3 separate regions of the Homo sapiens genome follow, and regions 2 and 3 are each linked to region 1. Evidence: chromatin loops called from intact Hi-C (ENCODE). Cell type or tissue: PC-3. All regions are shown on one strand.

The links. A loop is a pair of places that touch in the nucleus more often than their neighbours do. Peaks named below come from ENCODE experiments on the same cell type or tissue, not always from the same donor. Only the 100,000 strongest peaks of a DNase experiment are listed, where the experiment ranks them.
Region 2: it touches region 1 in a loop (6-fold over the local background); 3 of 110 quality-filtered maps call a loop at or near these places.
Region 3: it touches region 1 in a loop (21-fold over the local background); 5 of 110 quality-filtered maps call a loop at or near these places.

Annotation. Positions count from the first base shown.
Region 1 is chrX:70,550,823-70,558,822 of GRCh38, reverse strand. It overlaps TEX11 (testis expressed 11), which reads left to right. Exons shown (of 30, transcript NM_031276.3): 26 at 4,023-4,172; 27 at 5,409-5,517; 28 at 6,577-6,697. Among named protein-coding and RNA genes, the nearest start is that of DLG3-AS1, 99 kb to the right of the region's middle. In PC-3, a CTCF peak has its summit at 4,491; no DNase peak of the experiment used is centred here.
Region 2 is chrX:70,473,583-70,481,582 of GRCh38, reverse strand. DLG3 (discs large MAGUK scaffold protein 3) reads right to left here. Exons shown (of 19, transcript NM_021120.4): 10 at 2,319-2,433. Among named protein-coding and RNA genes, the nearest start is that of DLG3-AS1, 22 kb to the right of the region's middle. RefSeq lists enhancers at 1,030-1,531, 3,590-4,488 and a silencer at 6,014-6,133. In PC-3, no CTCF peak of the experiment used is centred here; DNase peaks (open chromatin) are centred at 2,102 and 3,922; H3K4me3 peaks cover 3,267 bases; H3K27ac peaks cover 5,341 bases.
Region 3 is chrX:70,419,632-70,427,631 of GRCh38, reverse strand. KIF4A (kinesin family member 4A) reads right to left here. Exons shown (of 31, transcript NM_012310.5): 30 at 7,849-7,971; 31 at 6,746-7,570. The coding sequence ends at 7,367. GDPD2 (glycerophosphodiester phosphodiesterase domain containing 2) reads right to left here and starts at 4,318. Exons shown (of 16, transcript NM_017711.4): 1 at 4,250-4,318; 2 at 2,543-2,656; 3 at 2,175-2,278; 4 at 1,776-1,869; 5 at 1,521-1,580; 6 at 1,163-1,261; 7 at 891-984; 8 at 621-766; 9 at 413-495; 10 at 169-319. The coding sequence starts at 2,647. It overlaps LOC105373244 (a long non-coding RNA gene), which reads left to right. Exons shown (of 3, transcript NR_171576.1): 3 at 1-271. RefSeq lists enhancers at 3,375-4,363, 4,364-5,352. In PC-3, CTCF peaks have their summits at 4,187 and 4,392 (motif pointing left); no DNase peak of the experiment used is centred here.

The DNA of each region.
Region 1 (8,000 bases):
CAATGGTGTTGAGCATCTTTTCAGATGGTTATTGGCCATTGTATATCTTCTTTGGAGAGTATCTATTCACACCCTTTCCCAATTTTTCATTAGGCTGCCTTTTATTATTGAATAGCAAGAGTTATTTATGTATTCTAGATACATGTCTTTGATCAGATATATGCCTTGATTTTGCCCCACTCTGTCAATTGTCTTTTCTCTTTCTTGATCATGTCCTTTGAAATACAAAATTCGTTAACTTTGAGGAGGTCCAGTTTATCTATTTTTCTTTCATTGCTTATGCTTTTGATATCATATCTAAGAATCCATTGCCAAATCAAAAGTTATGAAGGTTTACCCCTCTGTTTTCTTCCATGAGTTTTATAGTTTAGCTCTTATCTTTAAATATTTGATCTATTTCGAGTTAATTCTTGTATATGCTATGAGGTGAGGGTCTAACTTCATTCTTTATCATGTGGCTATCCAGTTGTCCCAGAACTATTTGATTAAAAGACTATCCTTTCCCTCATTGGATGGTCTTTGCCCCTTTTGGAAAATCAGTTGACCACAGACACATTGTTTTATTTCTGGGTTGTCAATTCTGTTCCATATATATATATATATCCTTATGTCAGTACCATGCTGTCTTGATTACCATTGCTTTCTATTTTCTTTTTCTTTTCCTTTCTTTTTTGTTGAGACTGAGTCTTGCTCTGTTGCCCAGGCTGGAGTGCAATGGTGCCATCTCGGCTTACTGCAACCTCTGCCTCCTTGGTTCAAGCAATTCTCCTCTCAGCCTCCCAAGTAGCTGGGACTACAGGTGGCCACCACCACATCTGGCTAATTTTTGTATTTTTAGTAGAGACAGGGTTTCACCGAGTTAGCCAGGCTGGTCTCGAACTCCTGACCTCAAGTGATCTGCCCACCTCAGCCTCCCAAAGTGCTGGGACTATAGGCATGAGCCACTGCGCCCAGCCTCCATTGCTTTCTAGTAAGCTTTGAAATCAGGAAGTGTTAGTCCTACAACTTTATTCTTGGTTTTCAAGATTGTTTTGGTTATTCTGGGTCCCTTGAATTTCCATACGAGTTTCAAGATCAACTGTCAGTTTCTGAAAAAAATAACTGAGCTGGGATGCTGATAGGGATTGTGTTGAATCTATAGATAATTTTGGGGAGTGTTATCATCTTAATGATAAATCATCAAATCCATGAACATGGGATATGTTTCCATTTTGTTACATCTTGTTTATTTCAATGATGTTTTATAGTTTTTGTTTATAAGTTACATAACAAAATGGAAACTAAGTTACATAACTTATACACTAAAAACTATAAACGTACACACTAATTCTTTCTTTTTCTTTTTTTTTTTTTGAGACAGAGTCTCACTCTGTTACTCAGACTGGAGTGCAGTGGTGCGATGTCAGCTCACTACAACCTCTGCCTCCCGGGTTCAAGTGATTCTCATGCCTCAGCCTCCTGAGTAGCTGGAATTACACACATGCGCCCCCACACCCGGCTAATTTTTTTTTTTTTTTATAGAGATGGGATTCTGCCATGTTGGCCAGACTGGTCTCAAACTCCTGGCCTCAAGTGATCCACCTGCCTTGGCCTCCCAAAGTGCTGGAATTACAGTTGTGAGCCACTGTGCCTGGTCCTTGTTCTTTATTTCTAAGTATTTTCTTCTTTTTGATGCTGTTATAAAGGGAATTGTTTCAATTTTATTTTCAGCTTACTCATTGCTGCTATATAAAAATAGAATTGGCCAGGTATGGTGGCTCACTTTGGGAGGCCAAGACTGGAGTATCACTTGAGCTCAGGAGTTTGAGACCAGCCTGGGCAACATAGTGAGACCTTGTCTCTAATAAATAAATAAATAAATACTTGATTGTTGTATATTGATCTTGATGAACTTGCTGATTAGTTATAATGGCATTTTACTGGATTCCCTAGGAATTTTATTCACAAGATTATATCATCTTGTGAATAAGATTGATGTTTTTATTCCTTTTGATGCTATTGTAAATGGATTTATTTTGCAGAGCTTCAAAACACTTGAAGCAAAAACTGCTAGAACTAAAATGAGGAATAGACAAATCCATAACTACTTGGAAACTTGAATATTCCTTTCTTAGTAATCAATAGAATAGGTCAACAAATACTCAATAAAGATGTAGAAGACATGAGCAACACTATCAGCCAACTTGACCTAATTGACATTTAGAACACTCTACCCAACAACAGCAGAATACAGTTTTTTCAAATTCACAAGGAACATTCATCATTGTAAGCCATATTCTGAACCACGAAACAAACTTCAAAAAATTTAAAAGTATTGAAATCATAAAATTATTGAAATATCCAAGTATTTTCTCTGACCACAAGAGAATTATATATCTATAATACAAAGTTATCTGTAAAACCTTCCAATATTTGGAAATTAAACAACATACTTTAAAATAATCCAGTAGGCTAAAGAGGAAGTGACAGGGGAAATTAGGAATTTTTTTTAATTGAATGAAGATGAAGACACAACATATAAAAATGTGTAGGCTACAACTAGAGCAGTATCTAGACAAAAGTGTATAGCATTAAATGCTCCTATTAGAAAAAAAAAGAAAGGTCTCAAGTAATCTAAGTCTCCACCTTAAGAAACTAGAAAAAATGAGCAAATTAAACCCAATCAAGCAAAAGAAAAGTAATAAAAATAAGAGCACAGATCAATAAAATTTAAGACAGAAAACAGTAGATAAAGTCAATGAAACCAAAAGTTTTTTTTTCTTTTGAAAAGACCAATACAAATGATAAACCTCTAGCCAGGCAGATCAAGCACAAATTAACAATATCAGGCATAAATGTGGAGACCTCACTAGAGATCCTACAGACATTTTAAAAGGTAATAAGGGAATATTATGAACACTTTTATGTCCATGAATTTAGAATTTTAGGTGAAATGTACAAATTTCTTGAAAGTCACAAACTACCAAAGCTCCCTCAAGAAGAAATATATACTCCTATGCCTATTAATTAAATTCATAGTTTAAAATCTTCCAACAAAGAAAACTGCATTGAAGAATTCTACCTAACATTTAAAGAAGATGTAATACCAACTCTATACAAACTCATCCTGAAAGGAGGGCCCAATTCCCAGTTCATCTTATGAGACTATTATCCTGATACCAGTAGTAGACAAAGACAATATAAGAAACTGCAGACCAAGATTCCTCATGAAAATAGATGCAAAACATAAACGCAGAAAAGCAAAGATAGTTGCTACCTTGGTTGGATGGTATTGACTGGAAAGGAGCACAAAGGAACCTTCTGTATTGTTGGAAGTGTTTGTTATCACAATCTAGGTAGTTATTACACGGGTTTAAACACATGTAAAAACTCATCAAGCTGTTTAAGGTTAGAGCACTTCTTTCAGTTTGTTGTATATATGTCATACCTCAAAACATTTTTCAATGTTCAATCTACCAAGAAGGATGAATGAAAAGTGTCTCACATAGTTTAGTGTATGACACCTGACATGAAATTCTTTCTATGCTGATGCCCAAGAAATTCTGTCGACTAATGAAACAGTTTGGAAACTCTCCTCTATTCTGCTTAAAATAAAGTCACTGTTGGTTTATACAGCACTGTATCTTCTGGTTAACTCGGCCATTAGAGTGAGCACCAGCCCAGTTGAAAGTTCACAAGAAGCAAGTAAACACTGGATTTGATTTAGAATCAATAATAGCAGCAGGGTTTTCTCAGGCTGTTTAGAAGCATCGTGGCAATTGTTTGAGAAAATATAGGTAGTTCTAGTGAATGCGCTACAGAATGTTGGAAGTAGCGGTTAGCTTAGAGATTTTAAAATGTTAGAATCAAATAAAAAACAAAAATAAAATTTAGAATCTGTCTACAGCAGTGAAGATGACCTTCAAATTGTAAGTAAAATTAATATTTCTTAGAAGGAAAACCTCTCCAGTTAGTGAAATTACAACCAAAGAGAATAATATAATATAATCACAAAGAATGTTGCATTTTTGCCTCTTTCTTAGGGACCTTCTCAAATGATTCATGTGAGAAATTGCTTCTGCTGTACGAGTTTGAAGTTAGAGCCAAATTGAATGATCCATTACTGGAAAGCTTCCTGGAATCAGTGTGGGAGTTGCCTCATTTAGAAACTAAAACTTTTGAAACAATTGCAAGTAAGAGCTATATTTATGCTTTTGTAAGGCTGGTGCCCATTTAGATCGTATGACTTTTTTTCTTCTCTTTACTCTTCTTTCTTACCTCCAGGTAGGAAATAATTTTTTCTCATAGCACTTTGTTTCTCCTTCTCTAATGCCATTCTTAGACTATTTTGTATTATGATCATTTGTGCATTTATCTTCTTCACTCTATGAGATTATAATCTCTTTAGGGTCATAAACAATAATTACTTAATTTGTACTTACAAACCCTAGCGAAGTTCATTGCTCCTAATAGGTGCTCAAATTTTTTCTGTGTGGAATTTAATTATGTAACTACACAACAGGGGGAGCTCAAACTTTAGAAAGTTTTTCTGGGCTAGCTAGAAATAACTGAGTGCTTCAACAATCAAAAGTGATGCAATCTTAGCTGTTTGTTGAAATGTACAGAGAAATACTGGTAATATTTTTTAACACAATTGCCACTCTCAAATTTCAGGCCAAACTTTACGTGGGTTTGGGGGCATAGAGCCTTTTTGGGAGTACACTGCAGGAAACAGCCTAATTATCTTCCCTTTTTATCTCTCACCCTCTTCAGGAGCATGTGTGTGGTTAATAAAAATATTAGGTAGCTCCAAGTGCACAAGAGTCACATTTGCCTTTCCTTGGTCTTGCCAAGACAGAATTCCTAGAGCCATGGAGCAGATGATATATACTTTATGGACATGTGACAGCAACCACTGCTCCTTGTATAATGGAACTCCAATTCTAAAAATCTGTTAAATGCATCTGGAAGTCTTAGGGTTAGTTACCTCTGATACTCCCTTGTCAAGTGTTTCCTATTTTTAGTATCAGATAAAAATAGGACATTTTAGTACAAACCTGTTTCAATTAGTGCCCTTTTACTGATCTGCTTTCTGTTTCCTTCTTAGTGTGCCCTTCCTTGACTGTCATTCATAAGATTATTGCTTCACCTGTATGACTGTGTGCAAGGTCATACAAACAGTAGGTTTTCTGTTGATGTTTGCTGAAAAAAGGATGTTACCTGGTAATCCCACCATGCTACTCTGCCCAGAAAGTAGAAGCTATTTCCAAAAGCGACTGTAGATTTATCATTTATAAAATTCATTGTTGTTTATTTTTGTTCATCTGTTTCAGCCCAGTTTCATTAGAGAAAGCAAGTGGTAGCCTGGGATGAAAACTGTGATGGGTGACATTATCATGTTCACAACCTTTTTCCTTTTCTTACTCTAGTAATAGCAATGGAAAAGCCTGCACACTATCCTTTGATTGCTCTCAAGGCCTTGAAAAAGGCTTTATTGCTCTACAAAAAGGAAGAACCAATTGATATATCACAATACAGGTTAGTAAATACAATCCAGCCTTTTTGCTAGCCAAAAGAACTATAGTCAATGCCTCAAAAGTAACCAATCGTTCTTAATTGACTCAACTTTAAAGATGATATGGGGATGATCTGGGGGCATTCTTGTGAACAGCTCCATACTGAGAGTTGTATTACAGACCAATAATTATTTAGCAAAGTCAAGGAGCTTGGTTTTCCCAAAGGAGAAAAAAAAGGGGAAAAGTTGCTTCTTTGTGTGAATCTGTGTATATAATAAAACTGCTAAGTACCTTTCTTTCTTTGTTTCATCACTAAATAATATTCCAAATGTACAGAAAAGCACAGGGGTTAATATAACAAACACCAACGTATCCACCACCCAGATTTATTTGTTTTATTTTTAGAGATGGGGTCTCGTGATGTTGCCCAGGCTGGATTCAAACTCCTGGGCTCAAATGATTCTCCACCTCAGCTTCATGAGTAGCTGGGATTACAGGCACGCAGCACCCAGATTTAACAAATGTTAACATCTTGCTATGTTTGCCTCATTATTTTTCTAAGCACTTTAAGCACCGATAAGTGCTGTATAAAATATTATCTATTGGAGACTTTTTTGTTTTCTGTGTCCAGACATGGGGAAAAATAGATGTTGTGTGACTTTTTTTGTCTGGAAAACATCATTACAGTCTTCCTGTGTTAAGGCACGAAAGACAGTTCTTGTGGAATCATTCCACTTTAAACCCCAGTTCCCTTGCCCATTTGAGGAAGTACCGAGATGCTTTAAAATGCCTGTAAATTGAACCAGCTCATAAAATATAATAGACAGCCACAACTCCTTCGTGCAGGAAACTAAAAAAAGAATGAAAGACAACCATAGGCATGAAAAAAGAAAGGATTGGTCAACCTGTTTTACAGCTTCAAAAATCTGTCTTCTGAGGTTGGAGGCCAGATAAAACCGAGGGAAGAACAGAAGTGTTTTGAAGCTGTTAGTCTGGGATGAGATCCAGGTTTTACTTATCTTAGCCATGAAGCCAATGATTTCTTTCCTTATGGGATGAGTTTTCTCTTTTTGATTTTCAGCAAATGTATGCACAACTTGGTTAACCTCTCAGTGCCAGATGGGGCGTCGAATGTAGAGCTCTGTCCCCTGGAAGAAGTTTGGGGCTATTTTGAAGATGCTCTGAGCCACATTAGCCGCACTGTAAGTCAAATAGTGATATTAAACTTTCAGTTAATTTTAAAGAACTGAACTGTCTTGTGTACTATAAATTATATACAATAATGCTTTCTGATATGAGTTTTAGGATAAATTCATATTACAATTTTGTAGTTACACACTACAGAATTTTCCTGGGTTTCTGAAATATAAATAGTTGAAAGTAGACATTTTCTAACACAAGTGTATTATGGATTAGGTCCAAGTAGCAGTACCACCAGGCATTTTGAATTATTTTATATTTTCAAATCATGGTGGGATGATTACTTTCTCTGTGATGATATGAACCTTTTGAAAAAAGTTATTGCTATTCCCATCCTTTCTCAGAAGCATCCTTTCTCAGAAGAGTAGAAGGAACATTGAAGACCTGTATTCTAGTCCCTCCTCTGCTGATTTCTTTTTCTTTTCTGTGCAGGTTTATTCAGTTGTTTTAAAATTAGGTTTCTTGAGGTATAATTCACATATCATAAAATTCACCCATGGCTTGTGCACAATTCAGTAAATTTATAGAGTTGTGCAACTATCACTACAATCCAGTGTTTTTTAGTTTTAAAAATGTTTTATTTTTAATTTTTGTGGGTACATAGCGGTGTACATGTACCCATACTTATGGGGTACATGAGATTTTTTGGTACAGGCATATAATGCATAATAATCATATCAGGATAAATGGGGTATCCATCACCTCAAGCATTTATCCTTTGTGTTACAAGCAATTCAATTATACTTTTAGTTTTTTAAAATGTACAATTAAATTATTGTTGATTATAATCACCCTGTTGTGCTATTAAGTACAGATCTTATTCATTCTATTTTTTGTACCTATTAACCATTTCCACATTTCCCCCACCCCTCCTCTGGTAACCATCACTCTACTCTTTCTCTCCCCAGCAGTTCAATTATTTTAATTTTTAGCTTTCACAAATAAGTGAGAACATGTGAAGTTTGTTTTTTGTGTGTGTGCTGGGCTTATTTCACTCAACATACTGACCTCCAGTTCCATCCATGTTGTTGCAAGTGACTGGATCTTATTTTTTTTATGGCTGAATAGTACTCCATTGTGTATAGGTACCACATTTTCTTTATCCATTCATCTGTTGATGGACACTTAGGTTGCTTGCAAATCTTAGCTATTGTAAACAGTGCTGCAACAAACATAGGAGTGCAGATACCTCTTTGATATACTGATTTCCTTTCTTTTGGGTATATATCCAGTAGTGGGATTGCTGGATCATACGGTAACTCAATTTTTCGTATTTTGAGGAACCTCCGAACTGTTCTCCATAGT
Region 2 (8,000 bases), 77 kb after region 1:
CAGCAAGTACTCCAACATTTCCCAACCTGGATGTTGACATAGGTTTCTCAAATAAGGCTCCCACGCTCTATCTTTTGGGGAAACACTGCCTAGTACAGTCCTTCCTGGAGATTAATCACAGGAAAGAGCCCCATTTTCCTCTGTTTAAGCCTGCATTTGCCCAACTTACTAAACCACTGATTTTTCACACAATACTTAGTAATATCTTGAGGAGCTAGTGTTTTCTGGCCAATAATTTGGCAAATGCAGTAAGCAAAGGGATACAAGACAATAGTTTAAGGGACTATTGGTATCAAGGGATATTTTCTTCTTTTTAAGAATGGAAGAAGCTTAAATATGTTTACATGCTGAAGAAAAGGAACCAAGTGTAGAGTGAAGGGCCAAAATCAGGAACAAAAGGGAAGAGAGTAAGCCAGGTTCTGATAAAGGGGTTAGCTTAGCAAAGGGCCTCAGCTCAATGCTTTAGCCATAAGACATTAAGTGCCCCTGATTAAATCTAGTGATCACAAATGGTTACTATTTTCCTAACCACATCTACTTTCCTCAGAGGATACAGATAATTTATCTAGAGAAGGTTACGGGCAGATTATATAAACTGATTCACTAGACACAGTCATGGTCTCCACCCTCGCCCCAGAGTTAAGCTAAGTGTATCCCTTTAATTCCCTTGCCTGAGCCAGGGAAGAGTGCTCCATATCGGGAGCCAATGTCCCACTCCCCCTGCCCAGGCAGAGAGAACTCTAACACAGGATAGGCGGAGAGGGGAAATCTAAAAATAAAGCTCTCCAAAGAAACTGTCTTGCCTAAAGAGCAGCTTCCCACGCACACTGGAGTGCCACATCTGCGGGGGCTGGAAGCACGGAACGGAACAATCCTGACCAAGTCATATAACCATTACCTATTTTGGGGGGTCGACAGTGCATTTCTGATTTCACCCATCAGCACCCCAGTATCCAGGCTGCAGACTGGGAGCAAGGGCTTTAGTGACAGAAAACAAAACTTTCCTTTCCGGGGAATTGGAAAAATGACCAGTGACTAGTCCCGCCTTCCTACCATTCTCCCTTCACAGCGGGAGGTAAGCATAGCACATGCTTTCAACACACAAGGGGTGGAGTTGAGGGTTCACATTAGGAAAGATTGTGAAGGGTTCTAGTGGGCTTCAGGCTCAGAGATGGGCTCCTTTAGCTCCACTCCCTGCGGTAGAGTCAGGGACCACCAACTGGGGAAAAAGAAAAGCAAGCACCATGAGAAAAACTGCAATTAGCGTTGACATCCCTTCACTATTGTCCTCTCACACCCCAAGGACAGAGCAGTTGTCACGTTGCCAAGCAACTAGCAAGTGCAACTTCCCAGCCAGGTATCAGAGGCCACTAGAAAAAGTTCAGCCCAAGAGTTTGATATGACCCCACACCTAAGCATTAAACACAATACTGTAGCAACTTCTGGCTCAGGAGAGTAATCCCCACCACCTTTCTCTAAGGGCTTTAACCTTGGAGGATACAATGTACTTGGCACCAGATTTTGGAGTTTTGCCAAGAAGCCAAAGCAGGAAGAAGGAAGCTATCCCTAATTCTATGAGGAGTCCACAGTATTCACTTGGCACTCCAACTCCCCAGGAGATTTGTACTTTGACCTGACAAAGTATTAAGCTATGCCTCAAGGGTCAGAGAAGCTCAACCTTGGAAATATCTTGGAATAGCTTTCAGCAGCAATATACTCCATGCTACCTATCTGTTCCCTCCACCCCCTCCCTCTTCCTAGGGCACATACACTATACATCCCATGATTCATAGATACAGCAGACCAGTGCAGCGGGTGGTGAGGGGGGAATGGAATCACAATAAAACATCCAGAATGCAGCAACCTGTCAGTTCTTTGGTCTCTTAAAAGAGATCCTGTACCAGAACACTGCGATAGTTGCTATGCTCAGATACAAATCCTGATGTCTATTATGCATACATGGAAGGGGATGGGGGGGTGGCAAGTTTCCCCTCAAAGCACAGATTGCAAGCAAAGTACTTTGAACATTTGACTGATATTTGAATGCTGACTAGCAACAATCACCCAACAGTCTTTTACAATTAGAGCAAACTGAAATTTTCCCATACTGAGTCATTCATGAGCTAAAAGGAAGAAGCCAGCTCACAAAAGGGAGGAGACACTGACCATAAAATACACAACCTAAGCATACAGTGAGAAGCGTTATTTTAGAACTGGGAGTACATACTCCCTAGCCCACTAGTTAAATAAGAAGGGCTGGGTTGGCATGGAGCTCTCCTCGTCCAGCACAAGGGCTAGTGCTCTGAAGGGCAACTTACCTGACATACAAGGACCTCTTTTCACTTGTTCGGAGGGACCCAGACCCAGAGCTCATGCTGCTGTTCATCATTTGTTCTCGTAAGTCATGTATCTTCGATTCAAAGCGACTGTATTCTGTCACGGAAACAAGGGAAAAGATGGGAAAAGAATGAACTCAAGGAGCGCCTCTGAGCTTGCATGCCAGCAGCCAAAAAGCCAGAAGGCCCCTTGGCTTAAAAGCAGCCAGAGCCAGCCCACTCAGTCTTTGCTTTGATAAGCAAAGTCCCTCCTCCTAAGCACAGAAAGACAGACTTCCCTTCAACCCCAGACTAACAGAAGGAAAGAATGCACCTGAAAAGGGAGTAGCATTTGGGCAGGTCAAATGCACAAAGCTCTTATCTGCCTCAAAATGTCACTGATCCTTTATAAAAATAACAACTGGAAAGAGGTTCCAGTGCAACCTTTATAAATCTTTAGAGCTGACACTAAGGCCCAAGGAGAGCAGATGGGAAAGGAGACTTTCCCAAAAAGCGGATTGCAGAGAACAGATGGCCCTGAGACGCAGAGCGGAGGGGCTGGAAAGGACCTGAGGTCAATTATATCATTGTTAGGCAAGAAGACAATTTTTTCAGGATGACTTTTTGGCTGGGGTGAAGGGGGGTGATATTGGAACCCAGTACAGAGGTAAAAACAAACAAACCTCACAACCGTAACAACCATATGAGGAGAATTAAAGCTCTCCTGAGTTATTTCCCTTTTAACCAATAGCCTCTTTGGCTTCAGTAGCATACATTAAAACATAAATTCTCCCAAACCGAGAAGTCGGCTGACACCTCTCACCTCCAAAATCATCCAGTCAGTGAGGTCATAAGTCCATCCCTAACCTTATAGCCCATTGAGACCATCACAACAGCTGGAAACAGCCTTATCACTCTGGAAATGTAATACAGGTTTATGCCGAATTTAAGAAAACCTGATACAAGAAAATTAACTCTAGCTGTACAATTATTATAAAAGGCTTTTTATAGGGCTGCTTTGCTGTGACATTCTCCTAGGACATTTAAAATACAATATTCACACTTACCAAACACACAATTACACATTTTCCAGGCCTATAATTGCCGCATAAAATGGGGTATATCTAAGGCCACAGGCCGTGGAAATGCTAGAAAACAGGCACACTTCACTATGACAAGCTGACTTTGAAGCGAGTCAAAATTTATACTAGGGGTTGAAGGTTGGGAAACTGCTTTAAAAAACAAACACACTTCCAGGGGAAAAAATTCCACAAAAGCAATTTCGTGCACCATAGAGGGCTGGCAAGAAGCATCCCCACCTAGTCCGTATGACTCTACAGGAGAAAACAAAACACCTGTTCCAGCACCTGACACTCCCCTTCCCTCTGCAAAGCAACCAGACTGACCTTCAACTGGGTGTAAGGGGAATTGCTAAAGCCTAAAGGGGAAGGAATGGAGTGAGGCAAATAACCTCCTCTCAACAAAGTTTCTTTTGTTCACTGTGATATCAGTTTAACCAACGGGTTAAATTCGTGTGCTCTTTCATTCATCACACGCCGGTGTTATGGTGATTTGTCCTCATTACCTACTCCTGTTCCTGAAATCCTGGAGGAAGCAGTTAAGTCACTGACTCACCCATTAAACGTTGCGGGGGGTGGGGTGGCGGAGGGTAGAGAGACAACAGCTGGACAATGTTCCTGTTCTGAGGGTTACACGGCAAGCCATCAATATCAATGAGGTGCCCCAACCTAAGCCCTGGACTGTCCTAGAGCATAACAGCAGGCCAGTCTACCTCTGGAGACCGCCTGGGTGCTGGCCCCACCCCAGGGCTTGGCCCTCTACACTGGGTGGGGATTGTTTCTCATTTGTTCCTTTCTGGCCCTCCTCTGAGCTCACCGGCTATGGGCAGAACCGTGTGAGACAAAGATTTCTGACCAGGCAGCCCTTTCTTAGGGGAAGATAAGTCAAAGAGAGAAAGAACTATGCATTGAACTGTGAACAAAAAAGTACACCCAATCTATCTTTAAGCCATGTTTTCCCCTTCTTGAAACTTGTTTATATATTCCCTTCTTTGGAATCGACTTGCCCGCTGAACTCCAACTTAGCAGCAGGTCATGGCAGTTGCTTAGTAACTACATTTCTTTAAAAATCCTTTAAAAAACAACCACGAAACCACCATTTCCTCAAAGCTCCTAATCCAAGGCTGATAATTCTGGGCCAGAGGGCCCACTTAAAATAGACTACAGAAAGAGAACAAAGCTATTGCTCTAAGGCATACGCTTTTTGTTTTTACATGTGCTGCTAAAATTTCAAGTTTATTAAATTGTGTTTTATTCACTTTTTTTTCCATTTGGATGATTCCCTTAGAGTTCCAGCTGCCCATCAGTCTCTGGCTTTTATTTGTAGATTTATCTAAAGTCTACTAGGCAGAGCAGCCTTTGAATAAATGATTGTTGGGTAAATGAGGAGCAAATTAGAAAACTGTGTCCAAGTTGACACTTCTATTCTTAAACTAATAAACTTAATGGTTTATTTAACTGATGGCTGCCAGCTTCACTGAGGGCTTAGAAAGGTGGTTAAGAAGCATTCACATTTACTTTTGTTCCCAAGGTTAATTGTTGGGAGCAATTGGGGTTTATTATTTTTAAACACCCTTTTGAGATGTTAACAACCCACAATAGGCGGCTGATTAACAACTTTTTACAACAAAGAAAAATCATTCTAACAAAAAACTGTTTAGAATAGACTTAGATACTACCTCATCTTAAATATTAGAGGTATCATTTTCCCAGGACAAAAGCTTCCCTTAAAAAGCATCTCAATTCTAAGACTTCAGGACTCGCCAAGCTCCCTCCTTCCCTCTGATTTGTCACTAACACAGCCATCGCAGCCAATGCTGGAGGACATCTCCTAGGCCAAAGTCACCGCCTAGGAAGCCCACCTGACCAGCCTCTAACCCAGAGGGCCCACTTCAAAGAAGCAACACTAAAATCTCAAGTCTACTAAACTGCTTTGTTTTTTCCCATTCAGATGAACCCAACTGTTTGTGACCCACAAAGATATCCAGTCATCGCCCTCTTTCCTTTTTCCCAGTTGCTAATCACAGAGAAACAAGTGGGAGGGGGCACAATCAGAAGTCAGTACCGAAGAAGGGTTTTGCCCCAGTCACTGACAAGTTGGGGTGCCTCTAAAAGATCAGGATTTGGCACCCCATCCCAGATACACAGAATCAGAATCTACTGAGCAGGGGCCCAGGAATCTGCATTTTAACAAGCATCAGTGTGATTCTGATAAAGTTTGGAGCTGCTGGTCTTAACTTACAGAATTGGATCCTGCAGTGTCTCTGAAAAGAAAGGTGGGGCCAGAGAGTGGATAAGCTCTCAAAAATAAAACTTGGTAATACAATTGCAAATCCTTCAGGAAAGGAAAGCCCTAAAGATGCCACAGTCTTATGTGCCTGCAAAGAAAGCTGCTGAGTTTACACTTTTTAAAAATTCTGTATCACTTCTCCATCCCACTCCCCAGAAGATACCACTGTTGGTATTTTTAGTATGTGTCCTTCCAGACTTACTTCCATGCATATATGGCTTATATACATGTACTCACAATTCACACGCAAGCTTTTTTCATTTTCTGATACATCATGAAAACTCATCCATGTTGGCCAGGCATGGTGACTCATCTGAGGTCAGGAGTTCAAGACCAGTGTGGCCAACATGGTGAAACCCCGTCTCTACAAAAATCAGCCAGGTGTGGTGGCCACACGCCTGTAGTCCCAGCTACTAGTGAGGCTGAGGCAGGAGAATCGCTTGAACCTGGGAGGCGAGGGTTGCAGTGAGCCGAGATCGCGCCACTGCACTCCAGCCTGGGTGACAGAGCAAGACTCTGTCTCAAACAAACAAACAAACAAAAAATCATCCATGTCAGTACACAGACTTCATTTTAATAGCTGCATAGGATTCCATACTATGGACAGACCATAATTTATTCAGTCATATTTCAATTGATACACATTTAAGTTGTTTACAATTCTTAATATTACAATCAATGCTGCATTGTGTATTTGTGGGTTTTTTTTTGTTTTTTATATTTTATTTTTTGTAGAGATGGGGGTCTCACTATGTTGCCAGGCTGGTCTCGAACTCCTGACCTCAAGGAATCCACCTGCCTCAGCCTCCCAAAGTGCTAGGATTACAGGCATGAGCCACCATGCCCGGCCTGCACTGTATATTTGTTTGAGCATTTCTGTTGCATAGATTCCTAGAAGTGAAACTGCAGGGTCAAATTATATGCAAATTAAAATTTTTGATTAGCACTACCAAATTGAACCCCAACATCCTGAAACCTTTCTGACTAAGGATAAACTACTATTCCACTCTTCCAGCACTTTTTCTGTTTCTGAAGTGGAGGCAGAATTTACCTTTGAGGACAAATTGATCTTTTGTTTGGAGAAAAACAGTTTAATGAGCCTTTTGGTTATGCAAAAGTAAAGATTTTATTCTGGAATGGACAAAGAGGAGCTAAAATGTTGTCTGCATTATAATAGAAAAGGTGTCCTCTTGGTGAGTGGAGTTGCTGGTTCTCCAGGTTAGGCCTTAGTCCACAGGTCTTTCTCTCCCTCTTTCCCTGGCCCTGTTTAACCATGAGTTAAGACGCTGTTCCACCTACATGACACTATATCTACCTCTATAAGTATCTACCTAATTTGACTACATTAAATCTGCCCCCAACTTGAAAACCAAGCCTTTTTTTTCCTCATGCCAAACCCCCATTACTGTAAACGACACCCCCTTTTCCCTGCATACAACCAGTGTTTCCTCAAATTTTGCTGATGTTTCTTCCTAATTGCTTCCTCAATCTATTTCTTTATACTTTTAATTGTCATTGCCGTACTGTTGATTTCGTGTCTTAATTTTCCCTTGACTATTTTATTATCTCTTCTCTGGGCCACTGCTGTACCTCCCTAACTGGTCTTCTGCCCCAAGGCTTTACAAACTCAATCCAGATTAGATTCTTATTTGAAAAGCTTTCCTAAAGCTTGAATTTGTAGCCCCCCTGTCCAAGTATCTATAACGACTCAATGAGCACTAAAGAATTTTACTTTTACTATGTCAGCCAAACTTTCAAGGACTGCTACAACCATCCTCCCATCACAGCCAGCCTATCTATCCCACATCTGAATTACACAGGTCTTCTTTTGAGCTAGCTTGCCTGGACCCCTTGAATACAGCTTGTTCAGTTCTACCTGTTATTCCCTGCTCCTGAAACATTTCTCCCCTGCCTGACACTGAACAACCTTTACATCCTTCACCATCTTTCCTACCTCATTCCAAGAAGTTTTATTCATTCATTTATTTATTCAAATATTTTCTAAGTTTGGGCACAGTGACTCACACCTGTAATCCCAATGCTTTGGGAGGCCGAGGTAGAAGTATTGCTTGAAACCAGGAGTTCAAGACCAGCCTGGGCAATATAATGAGACCCCAATTCTACAAAAAATTCAAAAATTAACTGGGCATGGTGGTGCACACCTATAGTCCTAGCTACTCGAGAGGCTGAGGTAGAAGGATCACTTGAGGTCAGGAGTTTGAGGCTGCAGTGAGCTATGATCACACCTCTGGACTCCAGCCTAGGTGACAGAGTGAGATGCTGTCTCTAAAAATAAAAAAAAATAAAAAAAAATTA
Region 3 (8,000 bases), 130 kb after region 1:
CTGAATCGTCTGCTGCCTAGGCTCTCTACTAGGTGGAAGTGACTTGAGAGCACAGACTATGTTCTTATTGCCTAGCACAGGGCTGAGCAAATGCTTATCAACAGAATGAACTCTGCCCTCTCTGAGTGTCCCTGCAGATGGCTGCCTCTTTGCAGAGGCTGTCCTCACCTCTAGGAACCAGGATCCAGCATTGAGTCTCTTCAGTTCAGTCCAGGAGAAGTCACTGCTGTGGGCTGTGATTCGGGTTGGGAATACAGAGGCTACATTCGTGGTCCTGCTGAGGTGCTCATCATGCATGAGGAAGGGGACCCCATCGGAGCTGAGGGCACAAGGGGTGTCAGAGGGCCAAGCTCTGGGGCTGGTCATCATGTCCTTCAGCCCCCCAGATCCCCTAAGCCCCAGCTTCCCTCACCTGACCATCACATCAGTCTCAAACACAGTAGCTCCGCATTCAGCTGTCTTCCGCAAGGACATCAGGGTGTTCTCGGGAGCCAGCTGGGAAAGGGAATAGGTGATGAGGTAGCAGGGAAGGGTGGGAGACTGGGAACCCACAGGCCTGGTCGCTATGGTGCAAACGAGCAGACCCTCCCCACCCTCCCAGCATTCTGTCCAACACTCACCATGGGGGCCCCTCGGTGTCCCACCAGCCCAGGCTTGGGTGGTAAGTCTCTGGGTTCCATGATGCAGGGTGAGGAGATGCATAGGGGGGCCAAGTAGATGACCAGGACAACTCCAAAAAATAGGAGCAGTAGCAGAATCTTGGGACCTGTGGGGAGTGGGGGACAGGCTTTCAAGAATGGGCAAGGGGAGAGCTCTGGGGATGGAAGGCAGAGTGCAGGTGGCAGAGCATGAGTGGCCAGCAAGGGTGAGTGGGGCAGCAGCGTTGGCACCTCTTCGGTGGATACGGTAGAAGGTATCAGCCACAGGCCAGGCCAGGAGGGCAATTCCAGCGGCTGCTCCAATATGAAGGAATGGGGCTGTGGCCTGTGGACAAGAGCTGGTGAGGTGGGCTCTTCTCCAGTGCCCCTCCCCGCTTTCCTCTTAGGGCCTGACTGCTGGAGTTCAGAGCTACCTGCAGTCTTGGGGGAACAGGAGCGAGATATGTTCTAGGGTTGGCTGCAAGCCAAGGCTCCCGTCTAGACACTGGAGGTTGGCCACTCACCTGCAGTGACACACGCAAGCTATGCCACTCCTGCTGCCATTGGATGTCCAGTCCCACAAGGCCAGCCGCCACAAGCAGCATAATGAGGAGCAGCAGCACCTGGGGGGCCAGGGATGAATGAGGCCTCTTGGTCAATTTGGGCTCATGGTTGGTGAGCTGCTCCTTCACTCTATAGAGATGGGACCCGACCCTTCCCTTCCCCTGACACATCTGCTTTCCTCCTTTCACTCAACACTTACTGGGCTTCAGGTCCTGGGCTTGACCCCCCGGGGGTATAAAAGTGAGGTCCTCAGCAAATAGCCAGCCAAGTGCTGAGCCCAGTGGCCCCCTCTCCCATGCACTCCCATCCCTACTGTACCTTGTGGAGGCTGTGCAGATGCAGGGGCTGTCTACAAAGCCGCAGGAGCAGGGCCAGGACCTAGAGGAAGAGAGCAGTGGGACTTATGGGGTGCCAAGAGGGGAGCAAGGTTACTGAGGTGGGCTTCCCAGGCTGGTACTTCCCTCCTACCCAAGAATTAGCCCCCTCCCTCAGTGGCCAGGATGAGAATAGGGAGCTAAAACTAAGCAGGAAGGAAGGCTGAGGTGGGGTTAGGCCAGCGGCCTCCGGACCCACCAATAGCAAGGATGCATATGTGACCAGTAGAGAGATGACCAGCAGGAATGCCAGGGACCAGTCCATCCAGTGTCCCCAGCGGCGGAAGAGGAATCTGTGGGAGGGGAGAGGGAGGTGTCCAAGTGGGGGAAGGGGTGTCAATAGTGGCCTGAGGGGAGGTGGGGTGGGTGGATCCAGGAAGACTAGAAGGGAGTGAGGAGAAAGCCCCTCGTGGCCAGGGGCTCCAAGGATTGAGGAGATTTTGTGGAGGGATTTTCTAAGGAGATTGGGTAGCAGCAGAGCTGGGTTTGAGCAGCTGGGCAGGGCTGGGGGATGACTGACAGTGGGCCACCCCCGGGTCCCAGGGTGGGGAGCAGGTTGACAGGTATGCTGGGGAAGCAGGGGGAATCCATGACACACTCATTGAAGTTGTGCAGGTCATTGAGAAGGACGAGCCCGATGTACAGCCAGCTCAGGGAAAGGAGGAAGGTGAGGAAGAGCAGGCCAAACCAGATACAGTCGCACTGCAAAGGGGCAGGAGAGAAACTCACAACCAATACCTACTTCAAACTCAGAGTCCCCAACGGGTGGCAGCTAAAGGGAGCTGCCTGCCCCGTGTTGGGCTGCTCTGCTCGGGGGGCAGCTCTTTCCATATTTGAGGGAGATTTTCTTCCTGGGAGAGAGAGCCCCTTCCCCCAAGCTGTCTATGAGCACAATTGGCCTCCTTATCCCCTCCAGTGAGCCTCTGCCTTCTGACTTCCAGCCTCCCCCCTCCATCCCTACTCCACCTTGCTGGTTTGCATCCTCTCTCTGGGGCATTTCCTCCAGTGGCAGCTATACAGGCAGTGGAGGCAGCGGGCCCAGACGGAGCAGCAGCCGGGGGACTCGGCCATGGTGAAGGCCTGGGGGAAGGGACACTCGACCATCAGGGACCCTGGCAGAGGGCAGATCCCAGTCTCCCTCCTAGTGTATCTGAGGAGCCCGGGGGAGAGGCAGAGGCCTGGGCCGCTGCTCAGCAACGGAGGTCACGGGGCAGGCCCAGAGTGCCAGAGTGGATGAGGCGAGCAGCCCCAGCTGCAAGCCTGGCAATGGGAGACAGTCTCCAGAGCCTTCGTTTCCCTTTAATCTTGTTACCTGGAGAGTCAGTGGGACACCCAAGAGGTCCAGCCTCTTTTCGGGCAGGATTCATATCCACTCTCTCCAGCTCCTCCCCATTTAACAGCACACACCTCTGGGGATGGAGTGCTTGCCCTGGGGGTAAGAACTCAAGAGAAACTGCCCAGGGTGGGACAAACTCAGTTCAGCAAGTTAAAGCAGGTTTGGCCAAGCTGGAGGCAACCCCATGTTGAATTGCTTTCCAGCCCAGGAAGCAGGAGTAACCTGAAGCAAAGGTTACAGTTCTGACCTGGGGCTAAGGAAGGCCCAGCTAGTTGGCCAGTTGCTATGGTTATAGAGATTATTCAGATCACAAATCCCTGAAAGATTCTCTGTGTCCACCTCTCAGGGGACAAAGGGCACTGCCAAAAAGAGAAAGACTTGAGGTGAACATGTTGCCTGGGTCACTCCCAGTCTTCTAAAGGAATCTTTGGATTTTCAAAATACAGAGCCTCCCCTCAAGTCCTGCCCTTTCCTGCCCAGTCATCCCCCAACCCCAACCAGAAGCCCAGACTCGCCTTTAGGAGCCCCACCCTCTAAGTTAGCTTTGGTGAAAGTACAACAAACGCAGGGCAAAGGTGTGTATGCGGGGTGTGGTTGTCTTGGGGCAGGGGACCCCTGTACCTTATGCTTCTGGGTTTGGCTGACTGAGCTGATCCCCAGACTTGGCTGGGTACGTGACTGATTCTACGCGAGACGGTATGTGATTTGTGTCAGCATTTGCACGCGACAGCACAACTGGCTGTCGGTACAATATGATTTTAGGTGACTTTGAGTATGTAAAGGAGCCCCTGGATACACCCAAAGTGTGTGAGCATGTGTGCGTGCGGGCTGAGGGACAGGACCTCTTGTCCTCAGAGCTCTCCCGAGGCTATGGAGTCTTAGAGGGGTGCACAGTGGGTGGGTCCGGTAAGCAGGAAGGTGTGGCTGCTTCTGAACTGCCCTCTTTATGCTGCCTTGGGAAAGGAGGGTTAGGGTAGGGGTGAGGAGCTGGAGCTGGGGGAAGGAAACCCCTCCCCTCTACGAGACCCTTCCCGGTAAAAAGCCAACCCAAAGGGAAGCCCTTGCCTCTGCCCATCTTGGAGCTGGTTTGATAGCCTGCTCTAAGCTCTTGCCTCCCCTGGGGTCCTACCCCTGCACCCCAGACACTGCCTTCCAGAGTCCCCTCCCTTCAGGAGCTGCCTGTAGGATGGGATCAGGGTCTGAGCAGCCTGAAAACCCCAAGTAGGGTTGCTGACAGGGGTGCCATTCAATCCCCCGGCCCAATCCCAGTGGGATGGAGCTGGTCTCTGCTCCACAGCTCCCACCTGTAGCCCCCCAGCCTTCCCGAACCCTCACACCTTTGCTCAGCGGCAGCTCCGCTCCGCTCTCCTCTCTGCACTGCTTCCCAGCTCCTCTCCGAGTGGTCTGCCTCCTCCCTTTTTCAGTCCTCGGTTCAGCCCTATGAGTCAAACAGGTGGCACTGTTGCCACCTACAGGAGGCTGTGTGGGTCCTCTCCCAAGGCCTGCAGCTGCTCTGTGGCCTGGGCACAGCCCGGGTGGGAAGATGGGAGGGAGGAAGCGGGAGGGAGAGCAAATCTGCTTCTTTACTCGCTGGCGGTCAGGGGGCTTGGGGTGAGGAATTCCTTTGTGCAGGCTTTCCCATCCCTCTGTCCCTCCTCCTGTTCCCCTCCCAGTCACTGCCGGGGCTTTGTCCTGGCTCAGGGAGGCGAGGGCTGAGGGCACAGGCTGGCGGGAAGCTGGTGTGTGTGGGGGGGGGAGGTGACCACACAACTTTGCAACTTGGCAGTGAGGAGAAGAGGCCCAGCCAGCCCACTGGAAAGGCGTGTGTGTGTGTGTGTGTGTGCGTGTGTGTAAGCCTAACATCAAGTCTCAAGCTCCCTGGAAATACAGCCTTGATTCATTAGGCTCCCTCCCCTATTGAGCTCCTACTTCTAATTCAGCAAGGTGCATGTATAAGAAGCTGCAGCCTGGCGCGGTGTCTTACACCTGTAACCCCAACACTTTGGGAGGCCGAGGCGGGTGGATCACCTGAGGTCAGGAGTTCAAGACCAGCCTGGCCAACATGGTGAAACCCTGTCTCTACAAAAAATACAAAAATTAGCCAGGCATGATGGTGTGCACCTACCAAAGACTAGGTAGTTGCATGGGACATCTCACAAGGCCAGGTTTAAAGCAAAGACAAGCCTTGGTCATTTGTCCCAGCTACTTGGGAGGCTGATGTGGGAGGATTGCTTGAGCCCAGGACGTCGAGGCTGCAGTGAGTTGAGATTGTGCTACTGTGCTCCAGCCTGGGCAACAGAAGCTGCAAGCTACTTCCTGAACTCTGGATAGCAAGTTGCCGTTTCTGGACCAGAGGTCCCCATGGGCCTTGTGGATCCTGGGTGACACTAGCAGTTCTCCCACCTTCCCTCATCACCCCAGACAGGAGATGCTCATTCAGGACTTGTGTCATTTCTGCTGCCTTGTCCCTAAGGCATATGAGTCTCTTTCCAAGAATCTTTTGAGGAGTGTAGAGTATATTGGGGTCACAGGCTTTTGGAAGATGAACACATAGAAAAGATGCTGTTACTATAGCATCAGCATCAGCAGGGAAGGGCTGGCTAGCACACTATAGTTTGCTTAGTGCTAAAGCACAGGGGTCTGGGTGGGATGGGGGCCAGGGGCTGGCTTGGTTGACCTCTCCCTCTACATTACGCCTGATGTGGTGACTCGAGGTCTGGGGGCTATTAGTGCAGTGTTGGTGGGAAAGGATGTTTTCTCTGGGGATAAGCCTGCTTACCCCTCCCCCAACACACACTGGATTTCAAACAGTGAGAAGGAAGACTGGCTCTCTTATGCCAAGAGCTGGCCCCCCTCCCACTCAGGCTTCCCATTGTATCCAGAGGCTCTAGTTGGCAATGGCAGAGGCTCCCTTGCTCCCTCGGCATTAAAATGCAAAGAGAAGCAGGGCTGCTTGCTGGCAGGAGGCCAGGGAGGACCAGCAGGTCACCTAGTCCATGGCAGGCTTCATTCTAGGCAGATTGTTGCTCAATTTCTTTTGCTTGGGCTCTGGTGGATTCTAGAGGAGTCTTGGCTTTTGAGTGTTTGGGGATGGTTTGGGAGCTTTTTTGGGGAGAAGGGTTTTGGGATTCAGAATGCATGGATATGAAGCGCAGGGCTTGTGAGCATCTACCTCAGAAGGCTACAAGGCCAGTCAGCAGCTTGTGTATGGCATTCCAGGGCTGGCCCCCTTTTAGCTTTAAGCAGAGATAGAGAACACTGATAGACTGTAAGGCGTAAGCATCTTTCAAAGGAGAATGCAAGGAGCCAGTGCTGTTCTGTCCTGGGACTGGACAGCAGTGTGGTGCAACGCCCCTCCTACACTAAGAAATTAGGCTGCAGGGCATTAGAAGTGGCTGCTGCTGGCACTCTAGAGAGTTGGCTAGAGTGAAGCTTGGATGGTAGCTCTGCGTTCAGGTCCTAGCTCTATTGCTCACTAGCTTTGTGACTTTGGGTAAGTTACTTCTTTATACCCCAGTTTCCTCATCTGCAAAATAAGGACATCTATCTATGTTGACCTTTTTGTGTGTGTATGAAGAACAAATAAAACTGTAGCAAGAACATGGAGATGGTTAGTAAATGCGGTTTCTTCCTCCCAAATCTGGAAGCCAGGCAGGTTCTACAGTGGAGGTCAGGCCACTGGCCTTGCTAACGCGATTCTGATTTCCTAGGGTAGCAGAGCAACATAAAGACACATCACACTCCACAATACCCTCTGGGAAAGAGGGCAGCTACAATAAGGCAGGGAGGCTCAGGTACTTGTAATGAATCCCCTTAATAGCTTCCTCAGGGGCTGAGGAACACAGGTTGAAATTTTATTTCTCCCTCTAGCACAGAAGGATCTTCCCAAACAGTAGACGGGCTAAGGTTTATTTACTTACTTAACATTTAAAAATAATTCATTTGCTTCAACAACATGGCAGACAATCAAGAGTACTATTGAAACATAATTCAGAGAGGGTCAGGACAGGAAAGATCACAACCTCATTCCTGAGGTGGAATGAAAGATCTAAGCCAGGCCTCCATCCTAGGCCAGGCTCCTCCATTAAGCAGAGACAACCAAAAGATAAGAAAGCCTTGGCCTCATCCCCATCAGGAGATAGCCTGAACTGCTCACAAATAAGAAACAACTTGACCAGACTGAGGACTGGTTCCTGATGAGTCAATAGGAAAGTCAGTTGGTTCTCTCTTCAGTAGGTGACTTAGCACCCTTCTGGAGAACATAGAGTAGTAGTCTGGACCTGGAGGCTAAGGCCCACATCCAACAAAGGTTACCTTCTTTTCAGTAACGCTTTGTTCCTTTTTTCAACAGCAAGAAACCTGAAATCCAGAGAAGTCATTTAAAAAACCCCTTCTGGCTGCAACCTGAAAGCATCTCCCAAGCCAGACTGGGGGTAGAGATGATGACTCCAACTTCAGTGGGCCTCTTCTTCGATAGGGGAGCAGCCAGAGAAGAAGCTGGTGTTGCTGGCCAGAGCCCGTTTCTTTTTCTTCCCTGGAGCCTTGTTTTCTTGGTATTCTGTTGCTACATGTTTCAACTCTGGGAGGTCAAAAGGGGAGGGAGCTGGGGGAGTCTTCTTTGACAGCACCTGCTCCACATCGCACATCTCTTTCAGGATCTAGGAGGGACAGAGACAGGTATGAATAGACTTTAGAAAGGGGCAGAAGCTCAGCCCAGCCGAGCTGCTATAGATGCTCGACATACTCCCAGTAGTATGAAGTGTTCTTTAAGATCATTCTATGGAAAAAACCAGACTAGAGTCTATGCCCGATCCCTAGTTCCCAGCAAGCTGATTACACCTTTACTCCACCTGCCTCTCTCCTACTGGTCTCTCATAGATAATGCAGAGAAGGACGCTAATCCAGTTTTCCAATGCCTGCCTTTTAGCCCACCTACCTTGCTATTGGGGGTGGCACAGACGGGATTAAAGAAGCTCAATCCTGGGGTCACCTCGGTAGGATCCTCCAGTTTGAAGGAGCCTTCGGAATCCTGGGTCCGTTCAACAGTGCCCAAGCTATCCTGAAAATCAAGCAGACAGGCATATTATA